2 separate regions of the Homo sapiens genome follow, and region 2 is linked to region 1. Evidence: chromatin loops called from intact Hi-C (ENCODE). Cell type or tissue: dorsolateral prefrontal cortex. All regions are shown on one strand. Links, peaks and the distances in the headings refer to the core of each region. The heading gives the core; the rest is flanking DNA. Region 1 has its middle 150 kb from the start of GNAI1. Region 2 overlaps GNAI1 (G protein subunit alpha i1).

What was found. Peaks named below come from ENCODE experiments on the same cell type or tissue, not always from the same donor. Only the 100,000 strongest peaks of a DNase experiment are listed, where the experiment ranks them.
Region 2: it touches region 1 in a loop (4-fold over the local background); 4 of 110 quality-filtered maps call a loop at or near these places.

What each region holds. Positions count from the first base shown.
Region 1 is chr7:80,283,561-80,294,884 of GRCh38, reverse strand. No RefSeq gene overlaps it. Among named protein-coding and RNA genes, the nearest start is that of GNAI1, 150 kb to the right of the region's middle. RefSeq lists an enhancer at 10,913-11,324. In dorsolateral prefrontal cortex, for the core only: CTCF peaks have their summits at 5,757 and 5,956 (motif pointing right); a DNase peak (open chromatin) is centred at 5,964.
Region 2 is chr7:80,176,707-80,188,030 of GRCh38, reverse strand. All of the region lies in intron 1 of GNAI1 (G protein subunit alpha i1), which reads right to left. Among named protein-coding and RNA genes, the nearest start is that of GNAI1, 48 kb to the right of the region's middle. In dorsolateral prefrontal cortex, for the core only: no CTCF peak of the experiment used is centred there; a DNase peak (open chromatin) is centred at 3,778; H3K4me3 peaks cover 1,409 bases; H3K27ac peaks cover 5,000 bases.

The sequences.
Region 1 (11,324 bases), core at 3,184-8,183:
TCTGTTCTCCAAAGAAGACACATATAACAATGAGGCTAAACTAACCAGCTTCAACAGAAAGGTCTTAGAAATGATGCCAGTATATTTATTGGCTTAATATAGACACAATTATCCATTCTGAGCAGAGATGACAAAATTACATCTTTGACAGAGCAAAGTTCTTCATAAGGGGACCACTTGTGGGCAAATTTTGGGATGTATGTACCCTTGTTTATTTTTACTTCACTTTTATCATATTTTCAGATGGACTTTATTACTCAAAAAGACTAAGAATAATTGACTTGTTGAAGACTTTATTATAAACATATTGCACAGTTCTCCTTGGTCACATTATAAGAACATTTGGGTATGTCTGTGACTCATCAGTGATTATCAGTGGGCAAATGTGAACAACTACTGTGGTATCTTCAGCAAAGTCCTGCAGCCTCACATAAATAAATGAAAGGAAAAACTGGGGAAGGAAAGAAGAGAAAGCAAAGGAAAAAAGGAAGGAAGGAAGGAGGGAAGGAAGGAAGGAAAGAAAGAAGGAAGGGAGGAAGGAAGGAAGGAAAGAGGGAGTGGGGAGGGAGGAAGGAAGGAAGGGGAAACATGTAGGAAAATAGAAAGAGAAAGAAAAAATGATTAAAGACTTTCACCAGGCTGGGCACAGTGACTCAAGCCTGTAATCTCAGCATTTTAGGAGGCCAGGGCAGGTGGGTTGCTCGAGCCCAGGAGCTGGAGACCAGCCTGGGTAACATGGTGAAACCCTGTATCTAACAACAACAACAACAACAACAGCAACAAAAATCCACACGCACACATGCACACAAAAAATTTCCCAGGCATAGTGACATGCACCTGTAGTTCCAGCTACTGGAGAGGCTGCAGTGGGAGGATCACTTGGGCCCGGGAAGAAAAGGTTGCAGTGAGTCGAGATTGTGTCACCACTGACATAGTTTGGCTGTGTCCCCACCCAAATCTCATCTTGAATTATAACTCCCACAATTCCCACATGTTGTGGCAGGAACCAGTGGCAGGTGATTGAATTATGGGGACAGGTCTTTCCTGCACTGTTCTTGTGATAGTAAATGAGTCTCAAGAGATCTGATGGTTTTAAAAATGAGAGTTTCCCTGAACAAGCTCTCTCTTTGCCTGCTGCCATCATGTAAGATGTGACTCGCTCCCACTTGTCTTCCACCATGATTGTGAGGCCTCCCCAGACATGTGGAACTGTAAGTCCAATAAACCTCTTTCTTTTGTAAATTGCCCAGTCTCAGGTATGTCTTTATCAGCAGCATGAAAATTGACTCATACAGTAAATTGGTACCAGTAGAGTGGGTCACTGCTGTAGATACCAGAAAATGTGGCAGTGACTTTGGACCTGGGTAACAGGCAGGGATTGGAACAGTTTGGAGGGCTCAGAAGAAGACAGAAAAGTGTGGGAAAGTTTGGAACTTCCTAGAGACTTGTTGAATGGCTTTGCCCAAAATGCTGATAGCAATACGGACAATAAAGTCCAGACTGAGGTGGCCTCAGATGGAAATGAGGAACTTGTTGGGAACTGGAGCAAAGATGAATCTTCTTATGTTTTAGCAAAGAGACTGGCAGCATTTTGCCCCTGCTCTAGAGACTTGTGGAACTTTGAGGTTGAGAGAGATGATTTAGGGTTTCTGGCAGAAGAAATTTCTAAGGAGCAAAGCATTTGAGAGGATGCTGACCTCTCAAAGCATTTGAGAGACATGACCTGGATGTGAGAGGTGCCTTGGGTGCTGTTAAAGGCATTTAGTTTTATAAGGGAAGCAGAGCACAAAAGTTTGGAAAATTTGCAGCCTGACAATGTGATAGAAAAGAAAATCCCATTTTCTGAGGAGAAAGTCAAGCAGAAATTTGCATAAGTAAGGGGGAGACAAAAGTTAATCCCCAAGACAATGGGGAAAATGTCTCCAGAGCATGTCAGTGGTCTTCACGGCAGCCCCTCTCATCACAAGCCTGGAGGCCTAGGAGGAAGAAGTGGTTTTATGGGTCGGGCCCAGGGTCCCCATGCTGTGTGCAGCCTAGGTTCTTGGTGCCCTTTGTCCCAGCCACTCCAGCCATGGCTGAAAGGGGCCAATGTAGAGCTTGGGCTGTGGCTTCAGAGGGTGCAAACCCCAAGTCTTGGCAGCTTCCACATGGTGTTGAGTCTGCCAGTGCCCAGAAGTCAAGAATTGGGGTTTGGGAACCTCTGCCTAGATTTCAGAGGATGTATGGAAAGGCCCAGATGTCCGTGCAGAAGTTTGCTTTGGGGCAGCAAACTCATGAAGAACCTCTGCTAGGGCAGTGTGGAAGGAAAATGTGGAGTTAGGGCCCTCAGACACAGTCCCTACTAGGGCGCTACCAAGTAGAGCTGTGAGAAGAGGGCCACCATCCTTCAGACCCCAGAATGGTAGGTCCACTAAAGCTTGCACCATGCACCTGGAAAAGCTGCAGACACTTAACACCAGCCCATGAAAGCAGCCAGGAGGGATGCTGTACCCTGCAAAGCCACAGGGGCAGAGCTGCCCAAGACCATGGGAACCTACCTCTTGCATCAGCATGACCTGGATGTGAGACATGGAGTCAAAGGAGATGATTTTGATGCTTTAAGATTTGACTACCTCACTGGATTTCAGACTTGCATGGGGCCTGTAGCCCCTTTGTTTTTGCCAATTTCTCCCATTTGGAATGGCTGTATTTACCCAATGCCGATAACTCTGCTGTATCTAGTAAGTAACTAACTTGCTTTTAATTTTACAGACTCATAAGTGGAATGGACTTGCCTTGTCTCAGATGAGATGTTGGTCTGTGGACTTTTGAGTTAATGCTGAAATGAGTTAAGACTTTGGGGAACTGTTGGGAAGACATGACTGGTTTTGAAATGTGAGGACATGAGATTTGGGAGGGGCCAGGGGCAGAATGATATAGTTTGGCTGTGTCCCCACCCAAATCTCATCTGGAATCGTAACTCCCACAATTCCCATGTGTCGTGGGAGGAACCTGGTGGGAGGTGATTGAATTATGGGAGTGGGTCTTTCCTACACTGTTCTCACGATAGTGAATGAGTCTCATGAGATCTGATGGTTTTAAAAATACGAGTTTCCCAGCATAAGCTTTCTCTTTGCCTGCTGCCACCATGTAAGATGTGACTTGCTCCCTCTTGCCTTCCACCATGATTGTGAGGCCTCCCCAGCCATGTGGAATTTTGTAAGTCCAATAAACCTCTTTCTTCTGTAAATTGCTCAGTCTCAGATATGTCTTTATTAGCAGTGTAAAAATAGACTAATACAACCACACTCCAGCCTGAATGACAGCAAGATCCTAATTAAAAACAAACAAACAAAGAAAAACACCCACCTGCCACAGGTGAAAAGGGCATTATTCCACATCTCTTCACTTCACATAAATAAGAAGTGTGAGAAAAACTGAGTTTGTTTGTTATTTATCTTGGCTTTTTGATTGTTTGTATAATTTGAAGGGCACAAATCCAGGTGTCCCAACACCAATCTTTTAAACTGACAAATATAGTAGGCAATATGCATAAAAAGAAAACATTTTAACCATCATCTACTCCTGAGGTAGCCCACTTGGTTCATTATAGATGAACCTAACCAGCAGGAGTTAGGCCCCAGGAAAAGCTTCTGAATCCCAAACTCACTCAATCCTGACTTATGACTGAAAACTAACATAATCATTTAAATTATAAACCCATCATTTTGAAGACAAAATTAAGCACAATTTCTCATGATTCAATTCCTTATAAGCAGTGAGAGGTCCAAATTTCTTCACTAGATTTGCCTTTCTTATTTGTATCAGGAATAAAACCCCAATTATGTGCTAATCTCTCTTGTAAATATCTATTAGGTCCATTTGTTCTGTAGTGAAAATTAAGTCTGATGTTTCTTTGTTGATTTTCTATTTGGATGATCTGTTCAATGCTGAAAGTAGGGTGTTGAAGTCTCCAGTAATTTTTGTATTGCAGCCTATCTCTCTCTGTCGCACTAATATTTGCTTTCTATATCTGGGTGCTCCAGTGTTGGGTGCATGTATACTTAAAATTGTTATATTCTTGTTGAATGGACCTTTATTTAATGACCTTCTTTGTCTTTTTTTATAGTTTTTGTCTTAAAATCTATTTTGTCTGATTTCCACTCCTGCTATTTTTTGCTTTCCATTGGCATGGAATATCTTTTTTTCATCCCTTTATTTTCATTCCATGTGTTTCTTTATAGGCAATGTGTGTTTCTTGTGGGCAACAGATCATTGAGTCTTGCTTTTTATCCATTCAACCATTTTGTGTCTTTTGATTGGAGAGTTTAGCCCACTTACATTCAATGTTATTATTGATAAGTAAGGACTAACTTCTGCCATTTTGTTATTTGTTTTCTGGTTGTTTTTTTCTGGTTTTCTCTTCCTTTTTTCCTTTGTTCTGGTCTTCATTTTAGTGAAGGTGATTTTCTCTGGTGGTCTGTTTTAATTTCTTGCTTTTTATTTTTTGTGTATCTGTTAAAAGATTTCTTTTATTCAAAATTACCATGAAGCTTGCAAATAATATCTATAACCCTTTATTTTAAATTGATGACAACTGAACAGTAATTGCATAAAAACCGAACTCACTAAGAAGAAAAGAGAAAAACAAAAAACTCTACACTTTGATGTCATCTAACTGCTTTTTAATTCTACTTATGTGTTTTATTTCTCTTTATGTCTTATTCTACTGCCTATGTCTTGAAAAGTTGTTGTAGTTATTCTTTTTGATCAATTTATCTTTTAATCTTTCTACTCAAGATATGAGTAGTTTACACACCACAGTTACAGTGTTATGATATTCATGTATTTATTATTACCAGTGAATTTTGTACCTTCAGATGATTTCTTCTTGCTCATTAACATTTTCTTCTTTCAGATTGAAGAACTCCCTTTAGCATTTCTTGTAGGACAGGTGTGTAGTGTTGATGAAATCTCTCAGCTTTTTTTTTGTCTGGGAATGCCTTTATTTCTCCTTCATGTTTGGAGGTTATTTTCACTGGATATACTATTCTAGGATAAAAGGTCTTTTCTTTCAGTTCTTTAAATATGTTATACTACTCTCTCCTGGCCTGTAAGGTTCCCACTGAGAAGTCTGCTGTCAGGCATATGGGAAGTCCATTATATATTTACATATATATTTTTTTCTCTTGCTGCTTTTAGAATCCTTTCTTTATTCTTGACCTTTAGGAGTTTGATTATTAAATGCCTTGAGGTAGTCTTCTTCAGGTTAAGTTTGCTTGGTGTTCCATAACTTTCTTATATTCAGATATTACTATCTTTCTCTAGGTATGGGAAGTCCTCTGTTATTGTCCCTTTGAATAAACTTTCTACCCCATCCTTCTCTCTACCTCCTCTTTAAGGCCAATAACTATTAGATTTGCCCCTTTGAGGCTATTTTCTAGACCTTGTTAGGCATGCTTCATTTTTTTTTTATTCTTTTTTTGTCTCCTCTGTGTATTTTCAAATAGCTATTTTTCAGCTAATTCTTTCTTCTCCTTGATCAATTCTGATATTAAAAGAATTCTCATGCATTTAGTATGTTCATTGCAGTTTTCAACTCCAGAATTTCTATTTGATTCTTTTTAATTATTTCAATCTATTTTTTAAATTTATCTGATAGGATTCTGAATTCCTGCTGTGTGTTATCTTTAATTTCATTGAGTTTCCTATTTTGAATTTTCTGTCTGAAAGTGATTTGTCCCTGGTGCCTTTTTTAGTTCATTTGGTGAAGTCATGTTTTCCTGGAAGGTCTTGATGCTTGTGGATGTTCATCAGTTTTCTGGGAATTGAAGGGTTCGGTATTTATTGTAGACTTTGCAGTCTGGGCTTGTTTGTACCCATTCTTCTTGGTAAGGCTTTCCAGGTATTTGAAGGGACTTGGGTGTTGTGATCTAAGTTTTTGGTCACTGTAGCCATATCTGCATTAGGGGGCACCCCAAGCCCAGTAATGCTGTGGCCCTTGCAGACTCATAGAGGTACCACCTTGGTGGTCTTGTGTAAAAATCCAGAAGAATTCTCTGGATAACCAGACAGATTTGTTATTGTATCTTTCCTTACTTTCTCCAAAGTACACAGAATTTCTCTCTGTGTGTGCTGGGCTGCTTGGAGCTGGAGGAGGGATGACACAAGCACCCCTGTGACCACCACCTCTGGGAATGTGCTGCGTCAGACCTGAGGCCAGAACAGAACGGGGTCTCACCTAAGGCCCACTGTAACCAATGCCTGGCTACTGCCTATGTTTACTCAAGGCCACAGGGCTCTACAATCAGCAGGGGGTAGACTCAGCCAGTTATGTGTCATCTCCTTCAGAGCAGTGAGTTTTCCACAGTCTCAGGTGGTCTAAAGATGCTATTTGGGAGCCAGGGCCTATAGTCAGAAACCTGAGGAACCTATCTGGTGCTCTATTCTACTGCAGCTGAGCTGGCACTCAAACCACAAGACAAAGTCCTTCCCACTCTTCCTTCCCCTTTCCACAAGCAGAGCAGTCTCTCCCCATGGCTACCACTGCCTGATGTCCACAATGAGTACTGCCAGGCTGCCAATGTTCACTCAAGGACCAAGGGCTCTTCATTCAGCTTGTGGTGAATGCTCCCAGGCCTGGGACTTTCCCTTTAAGGGAGTGGGCTCCTCTCTGGCCGAGAGCAGTTTCAAAAATGCTGTCCAAGTGCCAAGGCCTGGAATTAGGGACCTCAAGATCCCACATGATACTCTACCCCACTGTAGCCAAGCTGGTGCTCAAGTTGCAAGACATCATCCCCTTACTCTTCTCTCTCCTTTCCTCAAGCAGAAGGAGTTCCTCCCTCTCTGTAGCCACCAAGCTGAGAATGTGCTGGGTCACACCTGAAGCCAGCACATTTCTGAGTGTTACCCAAGTCCCATGGCATGTACTGCCTGGGTACTGCTGCTGATTATTCAGGGCCCAAGGGCTCTTAATCAGCAGGTGATGAATCCTGCCAGAACTGGGTCCTTCACTTCAAGGCAGTGGGTTCCATTCTGGCTCAGGGTGTGTATAGAAAGGTCAACTGGGATCTAGGGCCTGGAACGGGAGCTCCAGGACTCTGCCTGGTGCCCTATCCTATGTGGCTGAGCTGATATCCAAGTTGAAATATAAAGTCCTCTTCATTCTTTCTTCTCCTCCCTTTAAGTGGAAGGAAGGCGTCTCTGCTGGAGCTGCAAGCTGGGCTGCCTGGGGTTGGCAGAAGGGTGGCCCAACCACTTCCTTGGCTGCCCTAGCTGGTGTCTCTCCAGGTCATGTGCCCCCCTGCCCCAAGTCCACTGGCCCCAAGCCCAGCACAATGCTAGGACTTGCCCAGGAATTGCAGTCCTTGTGGCTTATACTGCCTTTCAAGTTTATTTAGGATGTAAGAGCACTTTAGCCCACAGTGGCAAGGCTTGCTGGAACTCAATTTCTGTCTGCTGGCATGGATGATTTCCCTCTGGCTAGAGTTGGTCTAAATGCTCCCTCTGTGGCACCAGCTGAATTCTTATCCTGTTGCTTTCCACTGTGACAGGACAGCACTAAGTTCCAATGCAAAGTCCTACAATCACTGTTCTCTCCACCCGTGAAATGCACAGATTCTCCCTTCATGCCATGCAGCCACTGCCAGGGGAAGGCATTATCAATTCAAGGCTGTCATTCCTACCCTCTTCTGTGCCTCTTTCAGTGATATGAAGTTAAAACCAGGTACTGTGATTAGTGTCATGACTTTTGGTCCTTTTGAGGGTGATTTTTGTGTAGAGATCAGTGGAGGCTTCTATTCAGCCATCTTGCTCCATCTCCTCTCTCCCCTAACTTTTACTAGTATAAAATCATAGGTCAGATATTACAGTTTGATTTAATGATTGAATGTCTTTATATAGGCTTATTAAATTGTTAACAAATATTTAATGAACATTTGTTACATGCAAGAAACATGGCTGCAATTTATGTTTTCTCACTACCAATAAGAAAAGAGAAAGTTCATATAATTCTAATATTAATCCTAAGTATCATAGTTAATAAGATAAATATAATTAAAAATAATCCTCGAATCAATTTTTATTGCTGACTGGTCAAGTTCCTACTACCATTACTCTTGATTTTTCCCAATGATCAAGTTGCTAGTATTAGAGTCCTTTTTCTATTCTTTTATCTTGGTTCAAAATATATTCCATGATGTTTATTGTAATTATAAAATTTTAAGCTGGGAAAATCTAGAATCTTGATATCTGAAGGACTTTTGCTTTTGAGCGTGTATTAGCTCATTCTTGCACTGTTATAAATAAATACCTAAAACTGGGTAATTTATAAAGAAAAGAGATTTAATTGGCTCATAGTTCTACAGGCTGCATAGAAAGCATGACGCTGGCACCTGCTTGGGGATGCCTCAAGAAACTTACCATAATGGCAGAAAGTGAAGGAAAAGAAGGTGCATCTTACACGACCGAAGCAGGAGGAAGAGAGTAAGGGGGGAGTACCAAACACTTTTAAACAACCAGATATCATGAGAACTCTATCATGAGAACAGCACCAAAAGAGGAAATCCACCCCCATGATTCAATGACCTCCCACAAGGCCCCACCTCCAACACTGGGAACTACAACTGAACATAAAATTTGGGTGGGGACACAGATCCAAACCATATTAAGCATTTCAAAAAAGTATCAATCTTATGTTTTAAAACAATTTTAATAAATATTGTATTATGATTCTTCAAATAGTATATGCTTATGGAAAAACAAAAATGAAAAGAATTAATACAGAGAAAATTAAAAGGCTTCACCTAACCAATTCCTTTCTCTCCAATTGTATTTACTGCTAAATCTTCCATATGTACCTTCAAGAAAAATTCAATTCCTTTCTCTCCAATTATATCTACTGCTAACTCTTCCATATGTACCCTTCAAGAAAATTTCAATTCTTTTCTTTCCCGTTATATCTACTGCTAACTCTTCCATATGCACCCTTCAAGAAAGTTTCTGTGAACATACAAGCACATACATATGAGTACATATGCATACTTTATTTTCATCATGGTCACCACATAAATATCTATTTCATTAGCTGGCTTTTACAAAAAGTAGTTTACTTAACCATTCTCCTACAAATGAACATTTCTTTTCATTGTTTTGTTAAAACCAACAATACTGCAGTAAATATCCTTGTATCTTTTAATACTTGTGTAAATTCATCCATGAGATAAATTCCTAGTGGTGGATTTTCTGGGCCAAATTTTATGTGCATGTTGAAATTTGGTAGATATTGCTAAATTAGTATCTAAAAAGGTTGAAAAATTTACATTTCTGCCATGACTGTATTAAAATGTCAGTTTATCCACACTCTCATCAGTATTGTATAAAAAAGGATTCTGCACTGGTTTGACATTCTTTTTCCTCCATATATGCCTCTACATTTCTTCAGCAAAGGTTAAATAACTAAAATCAATGTTCACATGTTTGATAAGTAAATGAAAGTAACCCCGATGCTTTCCTTTAATGTTAATCTTTTAGAGAGAAAAAGTAAGGGGAGGCAGGAAAAACACCCTATTGCATTTACTATGCATAGGTCAGAAAATATTCATGGCACACAGAATGTGAAAACAAAATCTAAAAACATAAGCTTGTCTTTTGTTCCATAAATGTACTGTAATATGCACTAGTTAAAATAAAATCTGTCTTGCAGAGCACTGAATTTTTCAGCAGCAATAATTATCTCTGTTTATTTCATTTTCTACTTTGGGAAAAGCTTATGATGCATGCAGAGTATACATATGAGTTTCACAGATGTGGTCTAAATTACTCATATGCTAAGCCCTTTTATCTGGCTACTGCTGGGTCAATTGCCTAACATAGAACAGAACAGGGTGACATGAGTTTGCAAAGAATTTGAAGTTGAATTTCAGCTTACAGCCTGGTTTTGCCATCAAATACACTATTTAATGTAGTGAAGCTCTACTTAAAGTACAAGGGTTATTGTTTTCTACTTTTTATTCTGTGTTCTAGCCAAAGAAAATAAACTGAAAAAATGTTCTAGTAGACATTAAGTCCAATTAATCAAGGTAATTTACTCAACCTCACTATCTAAATAATGAAAGAATGCACACACGCACACACACACACACACACACAGTTGTTCCTACATAAAAAGAGAGGAGCAACAATAAAAGAAGCTTTAAAGTTCTTTATAAAAATGCAGTTATTGGTGTGTGGGTATTCTACACAAGAATGTTTAAGATACAAGGAAGCTTCAGAATTCAAGTAATAATTTTGTTCAAAAATTTTTCAGTGTAGTTGACATATCAATAACTAATTCTATTATTTTGGTTCTATAACTATCACATTAACTTAACTACTAAATAGCTGTACATTTCCTTATTTTATATGTGTGTGTGTGTATATATATATATATATATATATATATATATATATATATATATATATATATGTATATTACTCTGTCCCCGTGGAGCTGCATGGTACAGTCCCCTAGCTGCTTTCACAGGCTGATGTTAAGTGTCTGCAGTTTTTCCAGGCCCACGGTGTAAGCTGTTGGTGGATCTACCACTCTGGGGCCTGTAGGACAGTGGCCCTCTTCTCTTAGGTCCACTAGGCAGTGCTCCAGTGGGGACTCTGTGTGGGGGCTCCAACCCCACATTTACCTTCCACGTTGTCCTAGCAGAGGTTCTCTACAAGGGCTCTGCCCCTGCAGCAGACATCTGCCTGGACATACAGGTGTTTCCATACATCCTCTGAAATCTAGGCAGAGTTTCCCAAACCTCCATTATTGCCTTCTGCATAGCTGCAGGCCAAATACCACATGGAAGTTGCCAAGGCTTGGCGCTTGCACCCACTAAAGCAATGGCCTGAACTGTACCTTAGCCCCCTTTTAGCCATGGCTGGAGCTGGAGCTGCTGGGACTCAGGGTGCCATGTCCCCAGGCAGCACAGAGCAGTAGGGCCCTGGGCCTCGCCCATGAAACCATTTTTCCATCCTAGGCCTCCATGTCTGTAATGGGAGGGGCTGCTACGAAGATCTCTGACATGCCCTGGAGACATTTTCCCCATTGTCTTGGCTATTAACATTTGGCTCCTCATTACTTATGCAAATTTCTGTAGCCAGCTTGAATTTCTCCATAGAAAATTGATTTTTCTTTTCTACTGCATGGTCAGGCTACAAATTTTCCAAATTTTTATGCTCTGCTTCCCTTTTAAACGAAAGTTCCAATCCCGAATCATCTCTTTGAACATAAATGGCTGTACACTTTCATAAAAATCCAGGTCACATTTTGAATGCTTTGCTGCTTAGCGCTTTATTCTGCCAGATAC
Region 2 (11,324 bases), core at 1,595-6,594, 110 kb after region 1:
TCTCAGAACTCTCCTTCACTCTGTATACATGCAGGCTCTCCTCAAGATTTGAGTTCCTAGTGCTATGCTACCCTAACATGAAAATACTACTAAGGAAATGACAGTTTACAAAATCAGGCCCTTCTTAAATACCCTTTCCACTTAACAATAGCTGCTATCTTTATACCAAATTAGATCAATTATTTGTCAGGCTCCCCTCCCTTGATTGCTGGGTATTGAGAACATCTGAGCAAAGGACACAAGACATGGAAGATATGACAAGTCTATCATTTGGCTTCACATACTCTTTGGCCAATACTACAATATCCTGGAGGAATTTATGACTGTTTGAGACACCGGGCCCAGGATTTTCACTATATTTTCATTTCATTTTAGGCTCCATATTCCCATTTTCCCTGGGCCATTCCTACAGAGTTTCATGTTCAGCATTACTGAACAACTTACAGTTCCAGGAACACCCACTGCTGCTCATGCCACACATCTTCAAACACTGTTTCCCCTGCCAAAATGCAATTTGCTCTGGTCTTGCCACCCTGGTGATTTTTTATTAAGCATCGAACTTACCTCCTTTGTCAACCTCTCCTTACCCACTCTGCATGTGATTCCTGCTGCCTCTCACTTTGCACATGTTTGTATTTGAATTCTCAGAAGCTAGCTTGTGCTATACACAAAATCAACCAACCAGAAATGTACTTGAATTTATTTAAGCTATTTCTGACTGATACAACTGATGGTCAACTTCTGGGCCTCATCTCTCCCTTTACCTCTTTCCCTCTCCAGACACACAAAGACACACACACACACACACACACACACACACAAAGACACACACACACACACACACCCAAATCATCAGAGGCATCTGAAAAGAGGTCATAGTTAAATGCCCTATTTGAAAATCTGAGGATAAAACTCCCTAAATTTTACTTGTGGTTTGATATGTAAGAAATTTTCCCAAAATACCCTCACACTGAATAGAAAAGCAGGCAGGCACTGAATAAACAATAAAGGCATTCTCCATTTACAGACAGCCTTTGAATCTTTCAGGGCATCTGCCAATGAAAACAATTCCAAGATAAACAACCCATTATTTATTAATCAACAACAGTGTGCTTGGCTCCATGAAAAGCATAATGGCAGGCATTCTGGCTCACACATTTCTCTAATCCAGGGGGTCCACCCAAGCAATATAACCTAGGCAGTTTCCAGTGGGGCTGTCTTTAATAAACCACTCTGGGTTTCTAGAGTACTGTGAGTTGAGGCAGTGGTTGCCATGCTGTGATGATGGGACACTCTAGATCCCAGGATTCGTACACAGGGATGGTGATACCACAGATATAGTGAACTTTGATGAATAGCCACTATGGTCCATTTTGTTAGTGAAACAACTGAAAAGCCCAGAGAAAGGTTCAAGTGATGTAAGCTCGTGAGTTTTGAGATCCACGAAAGGAAGAAAATCAGAAATAGTAAAGAATAAGATTTTTCCAGTTGAACTATGTATGTACAAATGAGAATGTTTAAACCTTAAGAAAAAAAAACAAATTTTCCTGCTATTAGATATTATCTCTACATTCTAATTAACTTTTTATCTCTTCAAATAAATGGGAACATGGGACGCTTAGCTTACTTTGCATTGCACATCCAGTCAATGGCTTGTGGTTCAAAAAGTCCTGAAATCTGTTTAACATTAAAGAGTGGGGGGCCAGGCACGGTGGCTCATGCCTGTAATCCCAGCACTTTGGGAGGCTGAGGCGGGCAGATCACGAGGACAAGAGTTCTAGACCAGCCTGGCCAATATGGTGAAATCCTGTCTCTACTAAAAATACAAAAATTAACTGGGCGTGGTGGTAGGTGCCTATAGACCCAGCTACTCGGGAGGCTGAGGCAGAAGAGCTGCTTGAACCCGGGAGGCAGAGGTTGCAGTGAACGGAGATTGTGCCGCTGCACTCCAGCCTGGGCAACAGAGTGAGACTCCGTCTCAAAAAAAAAAAAAAAAAAAAAAAAAAAGAGTGCGGATGGCAGTCTTATTAACTGGATTTGTACTTTCTTTACTAGTCACAAAATACTCTTTGTGGAATAGATATCTACAGGCAGAAATTTTGCAAAAACGTTTCAAAGCTTAGCAATTTACATAATTAGTTTTCAACTCTCAATTCCATACAGAGTCTCCTAAGAGGAAAATTACAAATGCCACGTGGTTAGGGTTTCAACATTCTGAACACTGGTATTTTCTCCATATAGCATACAGGAAAGAGTAAATAGTTGTTCTCTACAAATCTCAGGCAGCACAGTCACTTCTGGGAGGCTGGGAGTGTAACGCTGCACATCGTTGCCTGATGTGCATGCCAAGTCAATATGCTGAGACCCTGGGCTGCAGCAGAGAAAGAAGTTTAATCGTAGTAGGGCCACCGAACAGAGATAGAGGAAACCGCAAATCTATCTGCCTGAGGAGTTTGGGGCTAGCGTTTTTAGGGGTTTTGGAGTGGGTTGAAGTGTACAGATTGAACGGTCAACGAATGCAGGGTAAAGCCATAGGACAGGGAAATGAAGAAACTATTCTTAGGCTGATTCGGTTCTTCTGTGAGGGTCTTTAAACTGGATGGCCTCAGCTGTTAAATTGGAATTCAGGATCTACTTAAACAATTCTTAAACAAAAGCCTCATGATTCTAACACCAGAGATCCAATCTAAGGCCAGAAATACTATCTATAGGAACAACCAGGATGCAAATGGTCAGTATCCAGTGTTATGTGACTTTCAGTTACAAGGAAGTGGGTCAAAGCACAGACTGAATAATGCTTAATTATAGCTATATTTCTGTCTAGAATTCTTTTTAACCCTGTGAACATGGCTTCAGCAGGAAACAATATTGTAAAGAAAAAAATGGGGTTGGGGGGTAAATTTTTTCCAGTAGTACTCAGCCAAGTTGCTGTTACTTTTCACTTAAATCCAGGATGGGATGAAAAGTGCTCCCATCTACCAAGAGCAACTTCAAGAAGAAAAGAGAAATATGTAACATGTGTCAGTCAAGAAAGATCAAAGTGCGTGACCATTTGCAGTCACGAAACCTGGCTGGTCAAGGTGACTAAGTGGCCGGCACAGGAACTATCAGTCAACTAATCACTGTGGAGTGAATGAGAGTTTAGAGGGAAGAATGTGACTCCCAGAGGGCTGAGAATATGTGTGCAATGGTTATGGTTGGCCAGTGGCGATAAAGCCAAAGTTGTGATGTTATAGTAGGTAGCTAGTCAGGCATGAGCAGGGCAGGAGAGGGTTCCACCTGACCAGGAATGTCAGGTGACCATCAGGTGATGGACAGGAGGTTGTTAAATGTTTCTCTAAAATAGTAATTGGTCACAGCCAGTGAAAGGGAAAGGCAGTCTCCATATAGATAGAAAAAAACCTGCAACTGGTGATCAGCAGCTTCCCAATAAGATCTGAAGAGATGGGTGAGTGAGCTCAAGCATGCACATTAAGAGGCAAAATGGTGGAGTTTAACTGGTATATGACCTTCCTCTAGGAATGCTAGACTGGTAAGGGAAGAATGCCTCAAGTGAGTATGGGCACAACTCCAGTAAGCACACTGCACAGGCTCCTCTCCCAAGCGCTAGCAGGCCACTGCGCATGTGAACAGCCCACCCCAAGGGAAGAATCAGGGGAGAAGGGACACAAGACCCTGGACGTACCAATGTATAAAACCTCAAGTCAAAAGGCCAAACTGCACAATAACCGTTCGAGTCACCAGCTTGGCCCTCTTCCAGGTGCGCGTTCCTTCCTTCTGTTCCTGCTCTAAAACTTTTTAATAAATTTTCACTCCTCTAAAACTTCTCGGTCTCCCTACCTTATGCCCCTCGGCCGAATTCTTTCTTCTGAGGAGGTAAGAATTGAGGTTGCTGCAGATGCATCAGATTCGCTACTGGTAACAGGCACACAGAGGAGTCCTCCCCCTCCGCCCACTGGTCTCCTTTAAGGAGGAAGTGGCTAACGAAAAACTGCATCTCTGACAGCAAATATGGAGCCCAGCAAATAAGACTGTGCTGAGGACAAAGGAGCACCATCACATTAACACCGGAGAGAGAACTCACAGGCATTTTGGGGTCTCAAACATACAGCAGCCTACCGGTAGGATCCAGGAAAGGGAAATGCATCAAGTCAAGACGGTGGGAGGAAGGGAGAAAAAATAAAAACAAATCAAGATATAAGGTAACCCTTTGCTAGATTCTAATTCCTTTAAGAGAGTTATGTAATTTATCGCTATCAATGTGATAGTCAAACAGTGTCTGCCTCTGATTTGGTTGGGGGTAGCATAGGAAATTTTAGTTTTATCTGCTGGTAAAGTTTAAAACAAAAAAACACTTCTGACCTCAGAAAACAAGTATCTTTTTTTTTTTCTTTCAAAGAAAAAAATCCTTTGGTCAACTTTTGCTTAGGGTCACATTTATATCATTTATTTCCTGGCTTCAAGGATGGAGGGTGTCCAACATCACAGGCTGTTCAGCTACAACATGGGGATTTAGCCAAGTTATCTTATGCTGAAGTCCTCATACCTCTACTCTCCTTTTAAGAAATCTTAATTTTTATGTTGAATTTACTGATTTAAAATGTTAACACTGAATAAAACTAAACTACAATGAACTAAAACTAAATTATAAATGCATTTAAAATCCTTTCTCTTTATTATAATGCTACTGTAAGATTAATAAGATCAAGGTCCTTATATTTAAGACAGAAGTAGATAAAGTAGGGGTGCAAGGGCAAATATAAATTAAAAATAAAACGTTCAATTCTCCCTGTTGAAATGAAAAACATTTCCCTCCCTTTTTCTTAGAGCATTTACTTTAGAAAAATTATAATTGGAAATACGTTTCTCTTTCTTTGAAATGTATATAATATATTCTTTTGAAAACAAAATAGGCCTTCTGCCAGCTTTATGACTCAGGAATGTCTTTCTCAAGGACCTGGGAGCCATCTCTTTGAAATGTAAATATCAAGGGAGATAGCATCCTGCCTCCCAGTTTCTGTGGCAGGGTAGGAACTTGACTTCATGGGCACCTTGCTCCAAGATGTAAAACTAACTTCTGTCCTAAAGATAGAAGTTTCTTTTTCTCCTATGAATGAGGCCAATTAGCTAACATGATGGTCATCCCAATTACCACAGTAAAGGTAGGGTAAGCTATGTGTGACAAAGGTGCTTTGAAGTCTTCTTACTTGAGGACTTACTGTTTGTCACGTGAACATGCATGTAATGGGTTGAATAGGCTGTAATGTATAAAGGGGTGAGGGTCTTTTGTCTTTTCAATCTCTTAGATGTACATCACAATCTGGTTTAATGCTTATTTAATAATGAAAATATTTTCTTTCTGTGCTATTTTTGTAAAGAGGATTCCTGGGTTGGGAGATTTTGTTTTTAATTATCATTCCCCAACAAAGGTAATTATCTAAAATCTTTTCCATTTAGTTCTAAGAAGCTCTGAACTTATATTTAAATAAATATTTACACATACATGGGAGATATCTGACATTCTGGAATATAAGAAGAATTTAATAATGACTGTAAACGTTCAAATCCAAAATCCACAGCTTCAAAATGACCCACTTTCCCCAATCTTAACTCCATATAAAACTATCCCCTGAGCCATTCACTTCTGAGATAGGTATCATACTATTACAATGAGCAAGAATGTATGCACACAAAGGAAATGAAATCAGTATATTGATGAGATATGTTCACTGCAGCATTATTCACAATAGCCAACTTATGCAATCAATCTAAATTATCTGTCAAGAGATGAATGAAGAAAATGTTGTGTATATATACACAATGAAATATTATTCAGCCTTAAAAAGGAAATCCTGTCATTCGTGATAGTATGGATAAACCTGGGCAAATACCACATAATCTAACTTGTATAGTACATGTAGAATCTAAAAAAAGTCAGACTCATAGAAACAGCATAGAACTGTGATTACCAGGAGGATTAGCTGGGGAAACTGAAGGGGAGGGAGGGAGATGTGGGTCAAAGGGTACCAAGTTTTAGTTACGATGAATAAGTTGTAGAGATCCACTGTACATCATGGTGACAACAGTTAATAACAACATATTGTATACTTGAAAACTACTAACAGAGTAGATCTTAAATGTTTTCACCACAAAAAATGGTATGTATGCAAGATGATGGATACGTTAATTAGCCTGACTTAATTATTTACGTACCCATATAGTAAAACATCAGCTTGTATACTGTAAATATATATAATTTTTATGTATCAAAGGAGGCAACCCCACTGTCACTTTGATTTTGAACATTTAGCTGCAGAAGCATGAAAGAATACATTTATGTGGTTTTAAAAAAATGAATGAATGCACACACAAAGCTACCCTAGAAAGGCAGGACAAAAGAAAGAATTGTGTGCAGCACTGGAAGCTCTTTTCTGAGATGCCCGTCAAATAGACCATTCGGCTAACTGAACTGACAGACAAAATGTTTCTAAAATTTGAATCTACACACCCACTCGATGAGGAAGGGTGGAGGACCAGAGGCCACAGGCATATTTTCAGGTGTACGTTTTCTGCAAAACATTTTAATACAGTGTTTTTATTTGTATAGTGATAAACTCTAAGTCACTCTAATCACACCATATGTTTGAAGGGTGTCATACAGTTTCAAGGTCTATATTTGAGTTTGTGTTTATAAGTCCCTAAGATACTTAAGCAAATGTTAAATGTTGTGCTGGAGGGACCTTTCCATCTACCACTCTATCTGGTTTGACTGTCAGTCACCCAACTGGTCAAAGAAGAAGTGTCATGTGTTTCCAAGTGGCCCATGAGAGTGGTGTCATTGGGAATAAAATTCCTTATGCTTATAGATAAACCAGCAAACAAAAATTTTACAATATAAGATATATACATGTAATATATATATATAAAAACTTACAAAACAATCACTTAAGATACAGTGATTTTTTTTTCCTCCCACAAAGGAATGAGCTGGTCTTTCCCTTCCCTTTTATATGAAAGCTATCAAGAAAGATTACAGCACTGAAAAGGTATGTGAAATCTGGCCCACAAAAGCCATTTTCAATGATCACATAATGGAGGATGCCCTTAAAGGATGGGCCAAAACCTAGGAGAGCATCACTGAATGAAGACCAGGACATGAGAGGCCTGACAGTACTGTTTGAACCTTTACATGAAGCCCAGTCAGGAGAACATATAATTTATCTTCAAAGTAGGGACTTTTGAGAGTTAAAGTGGACACAAGCTCAACTGGACTGACCTGGGCCAAGCAGGAAATATATCACTCTAGTCGTAACTGCAGACAAATCCACCTTGATTTCCCAGCTATGAGAGCCAGGTATGAGGTTGCTTTCTGTCACACTGACCCAAAGAGTCTTGACTACCCCTGTGCCAAGTAGTAATACTTTAATTATCTTGAGCTAATGAGGGAAAAACAAAGGAGGTTAATGAGGCATCTGTACCAAGTGAAGGCCAAATAAACACTGCATGCTGCACAAAAGAAAGCTACAGAATTTTAGGTAGAAAAAGATGTGGGAAAATTTGACATTATACAGCCCTTTGCAGAAGAGGTATGCCAAATCAAAAGAATCATATCGCAAGTGCAATTTATTGTGGCTAACATACCATTACTTCTTATACTAACTTCACATTTACACTTTATATACACACACACACACACACACACACACACTTTATAAGAATGTTCTGTTTTATAGTTCATGTAAGACCTATAAGGGTAAGAAATTTTACTTCCTATGACAATTATACATACACATTTATGAAAATAATTTAGAACCACACAGGAAGAGGATGTTTTTCTTCATCAGGAAATCATATACTGCTTTGTCTAAAGCTCAAGTCTAATTGCGCTCATGTTTTTGCTAAGCTGTTTTCTATTAAGGACTGGCAAATAATTAACATATACAAACTTTTTCAACATTTCCTATGCCAAGCTGCAATTCTTCATGGGCCTCTCTCACATTTGTGAGCGGAGTCACAGACTACCTATTCCTATCTTTTCAAGGATATTTGCAGAGACAAGAAGATACAGATAATGTCTCCTTCTACGGCAAAAAATAGGTTTACTGTCCAGTATAATAAAGGTAATATATCCTCTGGGACAGAGGTCAGACACTGACTTATTTTTAAAAAATTGTGATCCCTAAGGTCAGGGTTCCTCTACTATAACATAACCCACTTCTTGTGCACCTATCACCTGGCACTGTTCAGGCTGCCCTTATGGACTGGGTAAATCACCACCAGTGCTGATTCTCTGGCATAACTGCTGTATTAAAGTAACTTTTTGTCTCTAACCCAGGAATTTCAGGTCTTTTCACAGTATTTATGAAATGGTGATATGGTAAATTGTTAGCTTGTACGTAGGGGAAAGTCTCAGACACTGAATAATTTCTGACAAACTGTTCTGCTTAATTTTTAATTAATTCCCAAATTTCTGGCAACTAAGGATACTACACTTCCAGCATCTTTATACCTGAACTACATGTCTTTTTAAAATTCTAGTATTTTTCCTTCCCAAATGGCAGGTAAAACAAGTTTGCCTAATAAGCCAAAGAAATACGTAGAACAGTGGTTCTGAAGCTATGATGGCAGTATCTGCATGACCTGAGGATTTGGTTAGAAATGGACATCTCAGGCCCCATCCAGCGTTTACTGAATCAGAAAGAAACTCTGGAGGTGAGGCGTCCAGTAATCTGTGTTTTAACAATTCCTCCAAGTGATTCTGATGCATGCTAAAGATGGAGAGCCACTAAGAAGAAAAAGAAGAAAAAGGTCACCTCCTTTTTTCTTGATTAGTTATCATAACACAGTCATTAAGTTGCTAACTAGTTATTAAAAAGGAATACACTATTTTAATGGAATAATTATATTTTCCCTTCCCTCCCCAAAATAGTAAGACAAGTAGCACTGTTTTGCATTTCTACAAATAGCACAATAAAAGGCAGCTGGATTCTCATATCTATTCCTGCATTTAATATACTGTAATACATTACACTTTTGTTGAAATATAAGAAGAAAATCCATTTTCACATACTTTAGTTAGAAAAGGGTGGATCATTCAATAACATTTAAGTATAATTATGGATAGTCTTATTCTACATCGTAATTTGAGAAGTGGTAACTTCTTAAAGTTTGATTACAGTGTAGAATCTGAAACGATTTCTATGAAGTTTTCTTATTTTTGTACAGGTATACCTCAGAGATATTACGGGTTCTATTCAAAACCACTGCAGTAAAGAGAATATTGCAATAAATCAATTCATATCAATTTTTTGGTTTCCCAGTGCATATAACAATTATGTTCACACTCTACCATAGTCTATATTAACTATGCAATAGCATGATGTCTAAAAAATGTACATACCTTAATAAAAAATACTTTATTACTAAAAAATGTTAACAATCATCTGACCCTTCAGCGAGTCATCATCTTCTGCTGGAGAAGGGTCCTGCCTCCATGGTGATGGCTGCCAACTGATCAGGGTAGTGTTGGTGAAAGTTGAGGGTGGCTGTGGCAATTTCTTAAAATACAATAATGAAGTCTGCTGCACTGACTGACTCTACCTTTCAAGAAAGATTTTTCTGCAGCATGTGATGCTCTTTGAGTAACACTTTACCCGCAGCAGAACTTCTTTCAAAATTGGATCCAATCCTCTAAAACCCTGCCACTGCTTTATCAACTAAGTTTATTTAAGATTCTAAATCCTTTGTTGTCATTTCAACAATGTTCACAGCATCTTCACCAGGAAAAGACTCCATCTCAAGAAACCATTTTCTTTGTTCATCTACAAGAAGCAATTCCTCTTTCCTTAAAGTTTTATCATGATATTGCATTCACATCTTCAGGCTCCACTTCTAATTCTAGTTCTCTTGTTATTTCCACCACATCTGCAGCTTCTTCCTCTACTGAAGTCCCAAACCCCTCAAAGTCATTCATGAGGGTTAGAATCAACCCAGGCATTCTTTCAAATGCCTGTTAATGTTAATATTCTGGTCTCTTCCCATGAATCACAAATGTTTTTCATGGCATCTAGAATGATTAATCCTTTTCAGAAGGTTTTCAATTTACTTTACTCAGATCTATTAAAGGAATCACTATCTAATGGCAGCTATAGCCTCACAAAATGTGTTTCTCACATAATAACACATGAAAGTTGAAATTACTTCCTGATCATAAGCTGCAGAACAAATACTGTGTTAGAAGGCGTAAAAACAACATTAGGCTGGGCACAGTGGCTCAAACCTATAATCCCCTTGGGAGGCCAAGTCAGGAGAATAGCTTCAGGCCATGAGTACAAGACCAATCTGGACAACATTACAAGACCCCCAACTCTACAAAAAATAAGAATAAAAAACACTGGCCAGGCATTTTGTAGTCCTAGCTACATGGGAGGCTATGGAGGGAGAATCACCTGAGCTCAGGAGTCAAAGGCTGCAGTAAACTATGACCATGCCACAGCACTCCATCCTGGTAACAGAGCAAGATCTTGTCTCTAAAAACAGCAACAACAACAAATTCCTTGTACCTCTCCATCAGTGCTCTTGGATAATGCGGTGCATTGTGAAAGAGCAGAAATATATTGAAAAGAATCTTTATATATGTGCAGTAAGGTCTTAACACTGGGCTTAAGATATTAGGAAAACCACGCTCTAAAAAGATACGCTGGCCGGGCGCGGTGGCTCATGCCTGTAATCCCAGCACTTTGGGAGGCTGAGGCGGGTGGATCACAAGGTGAGGAGATCAAGACCATCCTGGCTAACACGGTGAAACCCCGTCTCTACTAAAAATACAAAAAGTTAACAGGGCATGGTGGTGGGTGCCTGTAGTCCCAGCTACTCGGGAGGCAGAGGCAGGAGAATGGCATGAACCCGGGAGGCGGAGCTTGCAGTGAGCCAAGATTGTGCCACTACACTCCAGCCTGGGCGACAGAGCAAAACTCCATCTCAAAAAAAAAAAAAAAAAAAAAAAAGATATGCTGTCATCCATGCTTTTGTTCTTCCATTTACAGAGCACAGGCACAGCAGACTTAGTATAATTTTTTTTTTTTTTTTTTTTTTGAGACAGAGTCTCCCCTTGTCGCCCAGGCTAGAGTGCGGTGGCGTGATCTCAGCTCACTGCAGCCTCAGCCTCCTGGGTTCAAGAGATTCTCCTGCCTCAGCCTCCCGAGTAGCTGGGATTACAGCCCCTGTCACCACCCCTGGCTAATTTTTATATTTTTAGTAGAGATGGGGGTTTCACCATGTTGGCCAGGCTGGTCTCGAACTCCTGACCTCAGGTGATCTGCCCG